2 separate regions of the Homo sapiens genome follow, and region 2 is linked to region 1. A link is a loop called in an ENCODE intact Hi-C map of the cell type or tissue named here. Cell type or tissue: K562. All regions are shown on one strand. Links, peaks and the distances in the headings refer to the core of each region. The heading gives the core; the rest is flanking DNA. Region 1 overlaps TNIK (TRAF2 and NCK interacting kinase). Region 2 overlaps TNIK (TRAF2 and NCK interacting kinase).

The links. Peaks named below come from ENCODE experiments on the same cell type or tissue, not always from the same donor. Only the 100,000 strongest peaks of a DNase experiment are listed, where the experiment ranks them.
Region 2: a loop joins it to region 1, with 1.9 times the contacts of the local background. A loop is called at or near these places in 8 of 110 quality-filtered maps.

The regions. Positions count from the first base shown.
Region 1 is chr3:171,370,267-171,378,610 of GRCh38, forward strand. The region is part of intron 1 of TNIK (TRAF2 and NCK interacting kinase); the gene reads right to left. Among named protein-coding and RNA genes, the nearest start is that of TNIK, 86 kb to the right of the region's middle. In K562, for the core only: no CTCF peak of the experiment used is centred there; a DNase peak (open chromatin) is centred at 4,715.
Region 2 is chr3:171,449,109-171,457,452 of GRCh38, forward strand. The region is part of intron 1 of TNIK (TRAF2 and NCK interacting kinase); the gene reads right to left. LOC124906303 (a long non-coding RNA gene) reads right to left here. Exons shown (of 2, transcript XR_007096168.1): 2 at 1-1,432. Among named protein-coding and RNA genes, the nearest start is that of TNIK, 7.1 kb to the right of the region's middle. In K562, for the core only: a CTCF peak has its summit at 4,302 (motif pointing left); a DNase peak (open chromatin) is centred at 4,333; H3K4me3 peaks cover 194 bases.

The sequences.
Region 1 (8,344 bases), core at 122-8,121:
TTGAGGATAGCCTCCAGTTCCTGCAGTACCTGCTGAGTAACTGCAGGATTTAGAATGCAAACTAAATTGGAGAATTATTCAAGTTCTTACCACCAATCAGTTGTCCACTAACCCCAGGAGTCAGCTAAATGTTACAGCGTTCAATAAATATCCAAAATTACTGCTATTATAACTGAATTACTATCCCAAAAAGTTGAAAAGAAAAATCAAAGCCAATAAAATTCTATTCAGAGGCAGAAATTGACTTTCACCCCTTACTGATTCCTAACTGGACAGAAATTGCTTCTTTAAAGGCATAAATCTAGGAGTCACAAACTTAAATGTCTACAGAGGCCAGGCCAGTAACATAAACAAGTAAAGTGGTCCAGTTGGGGCCTGTGGCAAACTGGGCAACCCGAGCCTCCTTGAGGGAGGTAGGGTATGGTATGGTAGGGTGGGGTGGGGTGGAGTTTACTTAGCTGGAGCCACTTGTTGTCTTGTCAACATATGAGCACAATATTGCCAGGTCTAAAGATTTTTCAAGAGAAACTGAACATTGTATTTAATGTGAGATCTCCTATTTTTTAAGTTTTAGGCACTTAATTTAAAAAACATTCTTAGGAACAAATAAAAATAGACTGCGCCTTTGGCCTGTCTCTACTGGACACTTACATAAGAGCAATGCCATATATTATTACAATGGGTGGCTAAGAGGCAGGGAGGGAACAGCCTGAACTTCAGATTCAGAGAGACCTGGGTTAAATACCAGCTGTGCCTTGACCAGCTGTGTGATCCTAGGAGACCCCGAGAAAGCAACATATTGTCTGGGTCTGCAGGGATGACATCTACCTAGCCATGCTCTTGTGAAGAATAAGTGTGGGCTTTGCACAATGCCTTTCAAGTAGTCGGAAATCTATTAACACCTAATAGTAATCACTTTTAAGCTGAGAAATTCCACACCACCAGCAGGATTTAAATGGGGGAAGGGGAAAATGAGTTTATCTGCTATTCTGGGGAAAGGGAAAAATGAGTTTGATCTGACAAGTCAGGATGCTTTAAAGTCCAATCTGTGGTAAATCAAACTCAAGAAAAGCCCCTGCGTAGGTGCCTTCAAAGATTCCACACAGAGAACAAATAAAAACAAAAACAAAAAGCAAACAAAGCACCCAACAGATTAAGCACTTAGTCACTGAGAAAGATTGGAGTTAGCACTACATTACCTGCTCTTACAAAGCCAGAAGGGCAAGAAACCACACTCCATGCTCATGTCCTGAAAAATCCAGAAGTCCAGAAGTTCCAGTTATGCCCCACCTGGTCTGGGAGGTGTGGTTCCAGACAGAACCACAAAACCGGAAAACACTCTTAAGGGACTTAGAGCTCTGAGTCGACCAACACCCCATAGTTAGAAGACACCATCAAGGCCACCTGGGAGGCCTCAGGATCGGGAAGAAAAATTTTGTTGGTTAAACTACTAGGCCATTAGAGCAGCAGGTTTTATTACAAATGGAATTAGAAAGAAATGAGGAAAAGAAAAAAAAAGCCCATAAATGGTGGCAGCTGCTGTTTGTTTCTAAGCTGTGCTTCCCAGTAGTTTGTTTGCTTGGTGGTGTTTCTGCAACATATTTGGAGAGAAGTCCTACATTTGCTTGAAATAGCTCAATTGTGTTTTCAACATTCATTTTTCTTAACTAAAAAAAAAATAACAGAAAGAGAAGAGATACAGGACAGTGATGAGTGGCTGCCTCAAGGAACCTGGGAATCAAACAGGGATGTGAGATGAGGGCAGGAGCACAAACAGGTGCAGAGCAGGAATCAGCTTCTACATCCAAAGGTCACTCGCCTCAGGGTCCCCTCTCAGAGCTGGGGTTAGTAGGTAGGTCTCAGGAAGATCTGGACAGCTGACTTGTGAGGCTCTTTTCTCTCCTTGAATAATCTATTCTTGGGTATATGTCCCAACCAATCAAAACCAAGGAGGCTTAATGCTGAGCCTTTAGTTCAAACTGCTAGGAGAAGGTTTTTGCTGGACACATCCAAGGGCCTCAGAAGTAAAGTTCAGAGGAACTAAAGAGTTCTACTGGCAACTGGCCTTGCATAGGCAACCAAACTGGAAAGAATCATCATATCAGATGGGTTCCCCAGGAATAAAACCTGAGACTCCCTGAGATTTATACTGTGTGAGTTTATTGGGGTATGCCTCAGAATCAACACCTGCCGGGGAGTAAAGGAAGAACTGGACTGAGCCAAAGGAAGAGCTGAACTGAAATGTAGTGGTAACAAAAACTTCATCTGATCCATGGAAGTGCTGGAGCTAGGACAGCCCTGGAGAATTATCCTACCTGGAAGCATCAGGACTTTGCATCCCATCTCCATTGACTAGTCACTGCATGTGGGATGCCCCCCAATACCCGTCCCAGAGGTAACAATCTTAGGTGAACTGACACTGTTCAGCTGAGGACATTTTTCAGATGAACGTCATCCCTAGCTACCTACACTCCCAGAAGGTGGACAACTGAGTGCCTCAGCAGTGGAGAACTGAGCTCTGTGTGACATACCACAACATACACTACAAGCACCATGGCTAGAAATAAGAACCAGTCTGGAATCAAAAGAGAAGTCTATAAGCATCTACAGTCTACAGTATCCTGAGAGTAACAAAGCAAAATAGCATGAGTCATGGTATTTGCAAGGAGGGGGCTCTTTGAAACCCTAGATATGGAAGTCAGAGGTATTATTCAGTGACACCTCAGTACTGACCCTAGGCTCTCTTCTCTCTTTCCCCCAATCCAAGCGCCTGGAGAGCTGAATGTTTGTGAATAGTCTTTCACACAAATGCATTTCATCATTAGTTACATCCTTGTAGAATTGTGATACAGCTTGAACAGTATAAGCATTTAGCTGTTTTCTCCATTCTAGAGTACCTCTAAAGTAATTTCCCCAAAAGGTCACCATGAACCTCAATTTCTTACACATAGTGGTTGCTTCTCAGTCCTGTCCTAGTTGTCCCTTTTGAGGCATTTATACTCCTGAGCATCACTACTCCTGTTGAAAATATATCCCTCCACCATCTTCTATCATACCTCTTAGTCTCTCTCACAGATTCTATAATATTTCTTCTGCTCACACCTTCTAGGTACCTTCCCCTAAGTTTCCACCCTTGTCCACCACTCCCCTAATTTTGTTCACTAAGTGTCAATGATCTTATCTCCAAATGTCCACCATATCCATCTACTCCACTCCATTCACACAACAGGCTTCATCATCTTTTTCTGGGACCATTTGCTTTTAGTTAATTCTTTCTTCCTTCTAAGCTATTCTCCATACTGATCTTTCTAAAACAGACATTTCTAATCATGACACTCCATGATTTAAAATAATACAAGATACGGTTCAAACTGAAAGTCAAGGTCATGTCATTCTTAGGCCTGGCCTCGATTCCCAGCCTTGTGTTCCATCATTCTGTACTATAACCAACACATGTCCCTCATGTCCCTAACATACCACACTCAGCTCTTGGTTCATACTGCCCATCTGCCAAGATTATTCCTTCTGCTTTCTTTATGAGGCAAGCCCATCCTTGAAAGCCCAGCTTGCTGCCTCCTTTCTGAAGCCCTTCTTAAATCAGCGTCACTGCCTCTCTCTCTCTGCAGCCGCAATATGTTGTGCACAGCTCTATGATAACCATTTTCACATAGTGCTAGCCTCTCTTACATTTCTCTCCCTTGATGAATTACAAATGCCTCAAGAGCAAGCACTGTAACATATTTATCTTGGTATTTCCAGCACTTAGCATGCTGTCCAATACATAACTGCTAGATATAACTATTTACTGAATAAGGTTGATGTCCCACTCCCAATTCTTCAAGACATGTATAGTGCAAATCACAAAAAATGGGATCAGAATGTAGAGCCAAAGGTCTAGCAAACTTACATCATTTCTTTTAAATCTAGACAAGTTGTTTTACCACTGTGCCCTCTATCCTCCTTACCCCAATCCCAAATGGACAAAACTGTCACATGTAAAAGCCCCTGTAGTATTCCCAGCTTAAAAAAATAAAATCCATAGAGCCTGTTGTAGTAAACTGTGCCTCACGTGCATTGAGAAGACAGGCTGTCAGAATGTGGCCAACAGAATGTGCAGCAAGGAGAGGAAGCTGTACCTAATAATCATGTTACAAAGACAGGAAAGCTAAGAGATAAGAAATCCACTTAATTCTCCCTCTTGTGTTTGCTTAGCTGCTCTTAAAGCCAGGATGAGCAGCATGGAAGAAAGTTACATACACCAAGGAGAAAAGAGCAAATCATTGACATTTACCAAAGTCAAGAATCCCTGTTGGCCACACATGCCTTTATTCAGATCTTAACCTTTGCTGGGAGGGTGAGAAGAGAATTTAATTCTAAGGTAGAGTAGTTTACATTATTTCATAATGAAATATAACTACATATCAAAAGGTAGACTATTCCTTGAAAGAAAATGTAATTTTTCAGCCAGTACTGATAAAAGCAAACTTGGTTAGTCATGACAATAAAAATTACAGTAATAGTGAACATTTCATGAGGACTTATGTGTCAGAAACGATTCTAAGCATTTTTCATGAATAGCTCATTTATCACAGCTTTATCAAGTGGATGCTATCATTATCTTTGTTTTACAGATTAGGAAATGGAGGCACGGAGGGATTAAATGCTTAGTCAGGGTCACACTACTAATGAGCGGCAGAGCCAGGATGTTGACTCAGATGGTCAGACTCCAAACCTTGAGTTCCTAATCACTATATCATAGCTTCATGGAACCATAATCCCCAGCCCTTGGTTTACCACCTGGTAGCTCTCTAACCTTGAGCCAGTTTCAGAACTGCATTGAACCTCAGTTTCCTCATCTTTAAAATGTGGACAGGATTACCTCCCTTGGGAGATACAATGAGAACTGTGAGTGTCTAGACTAGCTTGGGGCCTGATATGTAATAGGACTTTAATAAATATTCATTTTCTTCCTCCCTTTTCTTTTTCATCTTTGAAAATGAGTTCATGTAATAAACAAAGAATATGCCACAGTAAAATTCAGTCCGCATTTTATAGATTTTCAACTAAAAAAGCCAATAAAACTAATCTGGCCAGTAAACGAAAACCTATTGCTTTTCAACCAATAATATTACCCACCACATGCTTAGCAAACAGAGTCAGGTATTTATGGACAAAATGTATGTCTCTTTAAAAATTAGTTAGACAATTGAGAAGGCGCATTAAGTTTTGGGGGTTCCTTGGATGTTGAAATAAATACTCTTTCTTTCAGCTGATGAAATTTAGATGGCATTGGCAGGCTCAAGCCCAGCTTCACAGCAGAGAGGAGAGATTTAAGATCTAGGGTTTGATATTCCCTGCCACTAGGTTATGCTTTAATTCCTCCAGGTCCTCTGAATGATACTGGATTTATAAGAACACTAAATAACACCACTGGGCTAAATCCCAAAGATTGAAAAAGGCAAACTTAAGTCTGTAACTAGGATGACTATTTCCTTCACATCATAAAAGATGATACATATTCTTTCCAATGCCTCCCCACTTCTTTGAAAATGAAATTGACACGGATCATGAGCAAATGGCCTACACAGACTCTAGACACCCCTCCTCCAAAACGCCTCTTAAAGACACAGCCGTTCTGTGACAGAATCTTTTACTTGAGGCCACCAGTCCTCTGGCAGGGTAAAATACACCCAACAGAATACGGATGGCTGATAGTGCTCCCAGAATGACTGCTACCCCCGGATTCCCTATTGACATCTGCCAAACGACTGTGCTTACTCTAAACTTACGGGCCTTAAGAAGACCAAAATGTTATTTCTTTTAGAACCATATTTAGCAGCTGTTTTGTTTGGTTTCAGCCCTAACTGACAAGCATATGCTTACAAAAGCAAAACAGAACAAAGAAAACAGGAACAGTAGGAGAACTCTCCACATTTATCTTGAGGCTTCAGGCTTTTCAACATCATCTTCGAAAGTACAGCATTAGGAAACTGTGCTGACTCAACAACCCCCAGATTCTAGTTTATGCTGCACTCACAGCCAGGCAAGTTCCCTCAAAGGTAATTTTTTACTTTAACTTCCCCTCTTCTAAAGCAGTAGAGGTTTGCAGAGTCAAAGGTCTTGCTTTACACAGTAAGATTTATTTAATCCCTGACTGCTACCTGGCACCCTCCCTCGCCACCTACTGTGTGTTATACACTGTCCAAGGTAGAGGCAGTGGGGTACATGGCCCCTGCTTCATGGTGCTTCCAATCTAAGGAAGGAAGCAGACATGAGCAACTTACTACACGTACATAGTGATTAGATCATCATAACGACAAGCAGCATATGAGAAAAGGTGCTCCAAGAGTATTGATCCAGGAGATCTGGAATATAGCCCAGAAGCATATCTTCATTAACCTGCTGGCCCAAAGAAGTCATCTCAACTGGAATAGATAATTCAAGTAAAAAACATAAATATATACAGATAGATAGATAGATGATAGATAGATAGATAGATAGATAGATAGATAGATAGATAGATAGATGAGAGAGATATGGCTATAGGTAGGTAAAATACTGATTGTTGATTTTTCTTACTTGATCATCAGTGTAGGACAAATTAAACTATGCAAACCTATCACAGGACTGGTCCAAAACAATTAGGGTTCAAGTCTGGATTCCACTCCTTACTAGAGTTCTTTCACCCCTCATATTCCAGTTTTCTTCATCTGTAATTTGGGAAAGTGCCCTTTGGCCTGCATTTTTACAATGTCGCATCCTGCGTATGAATGTTCTAGGTAACTCCCCAGCTCCCTGTGTCAAGCATCGTCTTTTGGGAAGGGCTGTCCTGAGTGTAGGCTGATTCCAGGACACAAACTGCTCCGATAGAGCTGTTCCTGGCTAGTGTTGGTATCCTCTTACTAATACCAGCTCCTCAATGATCAGCTGGCTACTGGCAGAACACAGCCAAACCTCCAGGAACTAACCCTCGATACTGGTAGCTTCCAGTTTGGCTTTCATCTCTCAGAACAGGGAGACTGGAGCCTCCTCACCTCCTGTTTGGTTTGCAGTCTGCTTAGTTTCACCTGCTAATGTGCAGCAGCCAGCAGTGACACTGCTTTAGATCACCCTCCCCGCTCAGCTGCTTCACTCAAGACCCTGCAGCTCCAGCCTGTCCTCACAAAGTCGGCCTTTAGAACTGGATTTGAAACATCACTCCTCGGATTAATCACTGCAAAACCTTAAGCTATACAATAAGCTATAATAGGCATTATCGTTGTCATTGGGATAGGCCATAGCCTAAATGCTTTTCATACATTTTCATATTTCTTCCTTATGCAACCTGAGAAATAGGTATTACTAACCCCAATTTTCAGATGATAAAACTAAGGCGTCAAGGAATTAAGTAACTTGCCCAAGATTAAACAGTAAGTGGTAGAGACAGCAGCCAAGACCAGACTGTAAAGTAAAGGTAAAAATACCTGTCATGGAAGATGGTTCTGAGAATCCAAAACAACATATATAAAGCATTTAGCACAATGCATGGCAGTGCTTAATAAATAATGGCTACAGACATACTGCTCTTGCTGGTGGTATTAAGAGAAGTTTCCCAAGGTGATGACAACATTGGTTCATAGTAGAGCCAGGATTCAAATCCAGGTATTTTGAATCCAAGTCCATTATTACTCATTTCTCTACAAATGGCCAATGCTGAAATTAACCTGGGGTTACGGGGATGCTGAAGGCCTTGTGGGTTAACAATAGAGCCAGAGAATGGGCAGTGACCTCAGGACAGGAAACCACAATGAGCCAAATGGCTGGGAGCATAGAAGTTTTCTATACCATGGTTGCTTGGTGTCCCTGCCTCTTATCAGAGCCAGAAGCCCCAGAGAGGGAGAGCAAACAGGCTCTCAGATTTCTATCTAAAGCTAGTTTCTTTTTTTCCTACTTTGCCATTAGCTAGGATGAATGCTAATTACTTTAAGCTAACCAATTAATTGACAGTGAGAGGCGGTATAGCATAATAGTGAAAACCACAGACTCTACAGCCAAAAGCCTGAATCGAATCCCAGCTTCACCATTTTCTAGCCATATGACTTTGGGCATGTTATTTAATCTTTCTATGCCTGTTTCTTCAACTATAAAATACTGATAATGGTAGTACCCACTTTGCTGGATTACTTGATATAATAATTAATATATATAAAATGTGTAAAGCAACATCTAGCATATTGTAAGTGCTTAAAAAGTGTTCGCTAAAAATTCTTTACTCAAGAAAGAATAATTTCTTTACTCCAAGAATGAATAACTCTTATTGGTTTTGTCCACTGCAGTATCTCCAATACCTCGATCATGACTGGGA
Region 2 (8,344 bases), core at 84-8,083, 79 kb after region 1:
TCCATGGTGTATATGTGCCACATTTTCTTTATCCAGTCTATCATTGATGGGCATTTGGGTTGGTTCCAAGTCTTTGCTATTGTGAACAGTGCCATAATAAACATACATGTGCATGTGCCTTTACAGTAGAATGAATTATAATCCTTTGGGTATATACCCAGTAATGGGATTGTTGGGTCAAATGGTATTTCTGGTTCTAGATCTTTGAGGAATCGCCACACCGTCTTCCACAATGGTTGAACTAATTTACACTCCCAACAGTGTAAAAGCGTTCCTATTTCTCCATGTCCTCCCCAGCATCTGTTGTTTCCTGTAATCTGTCTACCTTTTAAGTTTAAATTCCCCATGAAAAAGAGTTTTAAAAGTTATGCCATAGAAAAAGATTAATAGCATGAGAAAAGGCTAATTATTAGGTTTAAAAAATAGGTTACATATAATATGTACAATATTATCTCCACTTTAAAAAAAATCTATTTATCCATGCATAGGAAAAAACTACTAAGCCATACACCAAAGTGCATATGTGGTTATCATTAGGAATCATAAGTTTAAATAATTTGAGAATTCTTTTTATTTTTTCTCCATTTTCCAAATTTTCTGCACTGACCATGCAGAAACCATTGCAATGACCATTGCTTTTACAATGAGAACCAGAAAAGCCTTTTAAAAATTAAACAAAATTTTTGGGAGGCCAAGGAGGGTGGATCACCTGAGGTCACAAGTTCGAGACCAGCCTGGCCAACATGGTGAAACCCCGTCTCTACTATAAGTATAAAAATTAGCCAGGTGTAGTGGTGGGCACCTGTAATCCCAGCTACTTGGGAGGCTGAGGCAAGAGAATTGCTTGAACCCAGGAGACGGAGGTTGCAGTCAGCCAACACGGTGCCACTGCACTCCAGCCTGGGTGATGAAGTGAGACTCCGTCTCAAACATAAAAAAAAAATTAAACAAATTTTTAACAACTCAGCAGGCTTAGTCTGCTTTCTTTCACAGTCTGCATTTTTTGGGCCCTGGAGCCCCAGGAGTCTTCGTAGCTTCCCACTCAGGTTAAGATACAGCACATATTTCCAGCTTCTACAGGTGGCCTCTTTGCACATAGAATCGTAACCTTTATTTTCAACATCTGAAGCATTGCTACTTATCTATATTGATTAACTTAGCTGAGTTCTCCTCTACCATCTAATTAGATTTGGTTTCTTCACAGTGGAGCACAGGCTATCTTCAGTGTGTTCCGTACATACAAGCAACTTTATAACCATCTTTGTATCCATACTTTGTTAGACTGGTTTTTGTGTTGTGGGAATGACTGATTCACTAAGATGTCCAGGATGTTGGCAATCCAGTTGAGGGACGTGGTATAACGGGACCCAGCACTGCATTCGAATTTCATCCTTGGACAAGACAAGTAACTTCTCTGACCCCAAATTTCTACCTACAAAAGAGGTAAATTGGATCACCAATCACCAAGCCCTAGGCAGACAGATAGATAAGTAGATATATAGACAAAGATATGCAAACACAATCCCCCTTTACTTTTCATTTTAGCCTTAACATGGTTTTATGGCTTTATCCTATTTATGCCTTTTATCAGAAGGTGCCACAACTTACTTTTTGGAGGTATGAGGTGTAATAAATAAATAAGATCCCTTTTAAATGAATGAATTAATTGCATTCACACAATTGATATTTATTCAATCAACATTTATCATGTGCCAGACACAGTTCAAAGCACCAGGAATGTGGTGCTGAACATGCAGGCAAGATCCCTATTCTCACAAAACTTATTAGGCTCCAGTTGGGACAGCCAGATTTTTAAAAAATTCAGATAGTCACGACTGCCTTAAAGATAATAAAGCACTGAATTGGACAGTTTCAGGGTGGAAGGGAGTGTTACTTTACAGATATATTGCAAAGAAAGCCTCTCTGTTTAGTAGGGAGCCTCTAAGAGGGCCCTCAGTGACTTCTGCCTTCTGGTGTTAGTTAATATTCTTGTGTAGTCCCCTTCGAAATGAATAGGGCTGACTTGGGTAGCCAACAGGGTATTGCAGAAATGATGGTGTGTGATTTCCAAGGCTAGGTCATAAAAGACATAGTGGCTTCTGCTCTGCTTTCTTGATTCCTCTATCTGGTAAAAGTGGGCACGATGTTATGAGGATGCTCAAGCAACCAATGGAGCCACCTACGTGGGGAGGAACTGAGGCCTCCTGCCAACATCCAGCACCACATAAGTAAATCATCTTGGAAAGAGATCCTCCAGCTCCAGTCAAGCCTTCAGAAGATAGCTCACCTTGCCAAAATCTTCCTGCAACCTCAGGAGATACCTCATGCTAAAACCACCCAGGTAAGCCACTTCTGAATTCCTGGCCCACAGAAACTGTGAGATATAATAAATGGTTATTGTTGTTTAGGCCACTAAGCTTGAGGGTAGTCTGCTATGCAGATACATAAGTAATAATACAGGCAGCATCTCACCTTAGACCTAAATAATAAGATGGAGCCCTCCATGTGAAATTTCTGACACGGAGAACTACAAGAATGAGCTTGGCATATTCACAAAACAGAAAAAAATCAGTGTGGCTAGAGTGTAGTAAAAGACAAGTGCAGGCTCTCTTCTCCATCCAACCATGGGTGTAGAAACCATGCCAATGTTGTCTTCAGCTCAGCCCCAGCAACTAGTAGCACCCAATAATCAGGTACTGAATGAATATATACACAAACAAATAAATGAATGAATGCTGGATACCATGTGCATTTCTTCCCCTACAGTTAATCACATTTCACAGAATCACAGAATACTGGGCCTGAATTTACCCTGCACCCAAACTTGCACCTTCTAATACACTAATCAAACAAATGTTTGTAACATATGCAATGTATTGTTAAAGTCTACAAATTTCCTACTTGATGCATACTGCCAAGGTTCTAATTTCACTAACTAGAGAGACAGCACTTTAAAATCTAGGGTTACTTCAGAGTCTAAATCCGGGTATCCAGCAGCAACACTGTAAGGGAGTACCCAGCGGAAGTCACAGTCAGCCCTTCGTCCTATCACTCGGTCTTCAAAAACTAGAACAACACTTTAAATTATAAATCAGAATCTGACAGCTGGAAAAAAATAGCTCATTTAAAAATTAGAAAGGGATGTTACGTTCAGTGGCAATTCCCAGCTCATTGAGGTGCACAGTTTGCAATCTCTTGGTATCTCCAACAGATAGAATAAGAATCCATGGCTATTTAAATGCCCTCAGTCCTGCCTCTAGTTCCCTTACATATTCCAGGAATATGCATCCCAGCAATACAAATTGCTGGAAGTCACCTCCAGCAATTTCTAGTCCAAACCACTCATCTTACATGTGACAAAACTGAAGCTTAGAGGGCAAGGTGTCAGAGCCAGCTTTATGACGCTGGGCTCTAACTCCCAGCTGTGTGCCTCATTAAACCTCACCATCTCCCAAACTCTCTCTACCCGCTCACTGCCAGCTCTGTCAAGATAAAAACTCAACGTTGTCTTCCAGTGGGCCACCCCAGAAGCACACCCTTTCCCGCCCATCTATTACTGTTTAATCAAAACAGCAGTCATAAGTATTATCCGATTGTTGAAATAATTGAAACACACTCCAAACACACACACACACACACACACACACACACACACACACACACATACGCCTTGCAATTCTAACCCATGGTATTTTAAATCTCTCAAAACTTAGAATAAGACAATGGAGAGAACACTTTCCTTGGCAGAAAAATTCTAGAAATAGGAATACCTACCCAGGACCAGGCATAGTATTTCTCGTAATTGGTGCCCCCGGAATTGTACTCTATGTAATTAGCATCCACTGGAATTGTACTCTACATAAAAAGTGTCCCCAGGAGTCATGCAACCTAGACTATAATGTAATTCATGATCCCTGAAATTGTGCCATGGTCAGCAACAGGCCCCACCTTTCTGAGGTTTCTATACTCTCTCTACATAGCACCACCTCCAGCCCTTCTAAAAGGGTTGCACAGTATATATTTTGTTAATTCAAAATTTATTTGTTGAACGAACGCCTGCTGTGTAAAGAAAACTGGTGAGGATCCCTAAGAAAATCAAACGTTGCCTCTAAAAAGGAATTGTCTAGTAGTGAATATAATCCAAGACAGAAAGTTCTGAGTGTTATGAAAGAGGTGTGAGGTCAGTTCTGAGACAGTCTATGAGTGGGAGGGACAACTTGAGAGAAATCAGAGACTTCTGTGGAAAAGGTGGTCTGCGAATGTTCAGCGTTGGGGCAGTAGGTACAGAAAGGAGACTAAGACAGAGCGCCCCCTACAGAGCATCCATGGGGGAATGAAATTGTTCCCTGCCGCAATGGGGGAGTGGTCGTCAAAACTGCAGAGCTCGGTGGGAGGCCCCTCTGAATTGCCGCTGGTCTTAACATGCTAAAGAGTTTAGTTTTCAGTCTGTAGACTAAGGAGACAGAGAAGGCCTTGAATAAAAACAACCAGATTGAAACTGTGCGTTTGGAAGACTCACGTGGCTACAGTGTACGAGAAACCAGTCAGAAGAAGGCTGGTGGTAGAGACACAGGAGGAGGGGAGGTCCTGTTGCGGGTGTTGCCCAGGGGACAGTAACTACAGCACTTGCAGGGAACAGTGGAGACAAGGGGACCCATATGATAAACATTAAGGGAAGAATTTTAAGTTGGGGTGATATAAAATGTGTTTTGAGAAACTGAGGGCACCCCCATGAGACAACCAGGACATGTAAAAAAGAGTGGATAGAATCATGTTTCTCTAAAGGGAAATAAGCTTCCAACCAGACTGGAAGGAATCACAAGCGGAATTCATCCAACATTTTCTACTTAAGTCCTCCCTCTCTCTCCACTAGAGACCTTATATTTATATGTGCAGAATAACATTTCATTCAAAAAATATCATTAAGATTTTCTTAGAATTCTCAGCACACTGCTAACAAACCAGTTTAGGCCCTGTTCTCAGAGAGCTACTTCCCCCACAGAAATGTAAGAATCAATTTGACATTAAAGCATCTTTCAGACTCAAGTTACTCCAGATTCTATCAGGAAGGGAATCAGAGACTGGTTGTGCTCAGCTGGGCATGGCGGCCATGATTCAATCACAGGAGCGCCTGGCTGGGTGGACTTTAGAACCACTATCACTGAGAGAAGGAATGGCGTCGAAACAAGAAGGGCACGGAAGATTAATTCCAGGGCAGAGACACAGAAAGAAGAAAGGCCGAACGGGCAAGACTCGAAATTATAAGATATCAAAGAGTTTTACAGATAAGGGGGAAAAAAGGAATATTTCCTGAAAGAAATGTACTGGGTACTCTCTCATCAACAAAATATTACATGACCTCCTAAGTAGATAATTATGCAAACAGCAAACCATGACTTACACTGGCTTTTGTACTAAAGATTACTCCAGTTAATAATGAATAATGAAAATGATTATGCATATTTCTCTGATGTTCTGATAAATACCAGCACACCCTACTTTTTATGAGGCAATGCCATTGTAAAGAAAACACCTGTTTAGTATCTCTGAAAAATAAAAAGAATATCTAATGAAAAAATTGCCATGCTGTTATCATTTTGAGATACTGTTATCAACTCATGCAACTTTACTAAAATCTCATTTTAGACCAAATTTAATTAAGTGCTCTGGAGTAATGAACTAATAATGTTTCGAGATTTCTTTGAGCCCCATGAGACCTCTCACCAGAAAGTTTTAAATACTGGGCCATTAGTGTATCATTTTATGTGTCCACTCTATCTCCCAAGGGAAAAGATAAAACTTTAGGAAGGCACAGTCATGATCAATGTGTTTGTATTTGAATAATCGGTAATACATAAAGAGAGAAAACTTTTTTTAAAAAAGAAGGTTTTAATGAACAATGCTGATAGTTGATACTAGTTTAGAAATATGTTAATCTCCAAAAAACTTCAGGGCTGCACTTACCTCATATGTAATGAATGCTTAATACTGGGGGCGCAAAGCTCAATTCAGGCCATCAAAGAAACATACAAGGTCACATTGGTACACAAAAGGAAAAAGGCAGCTAAGGTCTGTGGAGGTACTGTTAAAAAGAGTCGGAACCTTCTGATATCTTTTTCTGAAGATTATTTTCCTTCTTTTCTTAGTCTTCTTTTTTTTTTCTTAAACAAGATGTCACTCTGTCACTGAGGCTGGAGTGCCGTGACACAATCACAGCCTCGACTTCTCAGGCTCAAACTATCTTCCCACCTCAGTCTCCCAATTAGCTGGGACCACAGGCACACACCACCACACTGACTTTTTTTTTTTTTTTTTAGAGATGGAGTCTCCCTACATTGCCCATGATGATCTGAAACTCCTGGTTTCAAGCAGTCCTCCCACTTCGGCCTCCCGAAGTGCTGGGATTACAGGTGTGAGCCACTGTGCCCAGGAAAGATAATTTTCTATTAGATAAAATCATTGCAATCAAATGTTGATGGTATCAATTTTCCCACTAAATTCTACTTAACCATGGGATAGCATATTTGTACAGTGCTGTATGGTTTTTAAAGCATTGCCTTAAATACTTTATTGATTTTGAAACCAGTATGTGAGAAAGGCAAACAGTTGTGATGATTCTTATTAACTATGGTTAAATGTCCTACCCAAAGTCACAGAGTGAATAAGAGGTGGACATAGAACTGGGGAGACAGGGTTCATTCCACTCCATTCATTCAAGCATTCATTCACGTACTCATTCATCCAACTAATGGAGACTATGGCTCCAAAGATGAACAAGATCTAGCCTCTGCCCTCAAGAAGTCCACGGTTTAGTAAAGAAGCAGAAAGGAAATCACACACCAAGTAAAACATGAGCATGAAAAGTGTAGCAAAGGGATGTATGCAAGGCTTTCAGATGAGGTCAATTCTTAAATCTGGGTTTCAATGGAGAAAGGAATGGCTAGGGAATGAGGGCTAAGGGGAAAGACAAGTGTAGATCATCTAATTTTGTTCAAATACAAAAGTGTATGTGAGTCCTGGCAGAAGCTGAGAGTATGAGGTCAGCAGCAGCCAACTCCTGGCCTTGAATGCCTTACCCTGTGGGCCAAGTTAAGGACAGCCAAGGTGCTTAGGTCCAGAAATATGCTAATCTCCAAAAAGCTTTCTGGGCTGAGCTCGCCTCATATGTAATAAAGCACACTGGTGGCAACTTTCATCTCTTTTAATACTGAGATGTCTTGAAGCAAGAATGACTCAAGCCCCAGGTTTGAATGAGTAAATTGTTTGCTGTAGCCTATGTATGTATACACACATTTTCATACACCCACGTGGATACGGTTTATATCCATAATACTACACATAATATATGTATCCACATAGATAATACAAAACATACACACAACTCTATAAACCTCACATGCAGAGCCATCTGAATAACATGTATGTTTATACTGACCCCTTGAGACATGCTCTGATGGACACAGGTTACTCAGAGAGGTTACCTGTGCAGGACAACCATGTGTCCTAGGTGATTTCAGACAGTCGTTTGCCTGCAGAGTAGGCATTGAACCAGGGCTGGACAAGATGAATTCCAAAGGTGGCCTAGAGCTCCATGGTTTCATGTATCACAAGCTTACTTGCATGAAGTAGTTTCGCCATTCTCAATAAATAAAATTCCCTGACCCTGGTGAAATTATTCCTTTCTGCTATTCTTTTGTACTCAGGCAGAAAATGTATTATTGATTTCTGATTCCACCACAGAAAGTGTGACTTAGAGAAAAGAGCACTGAATGAGGAGTCAGGAAATCTAGATTATTTCCTCAAACCACGCTCCTCGCTGTCCCCTCCCCTTGTTACTGTGTGACCTTGAACAACTTACTTCACGCCTCTGGGCTTCAGTTTCCCAAGTGTTCAATGAAAGGAGTGGCTGAGTGTTCTACAATTCTCTTTCCAGCTCTGAATCTATAAAACAATTCCAGCCCATCCCTCAAGATTTAGTTTATCTCTGAGCTCTAAAAATCAGGGCTAAAACTGGATTCAAAGTACCTATTTTCTAACCAAAGAAGATCCTGCTTCACTCACTTTTAAACCATGCAAATCTTGCATAATTTAAATGATCAGTGCTGTCATTGGTTGCTCTGGTTTAAATTATGCATTGTTGCTATTTGGGGAAAATTTAGACTGGGTCCGGTCTGGAATCACTGGCTGAGAACAATAAGCCCCCAAAGTGAGAAGGATAAAGGCCTCTCTAGACAGGATCTGCTTTTAATGCTTTGAGCCCAGGGTTTACAAAAAGAGCATTGACTGTGTACATTAAAGAGCCACCGAAACAGCGAGGGACTGGTAAGTCTGCAGCAAATTCTCC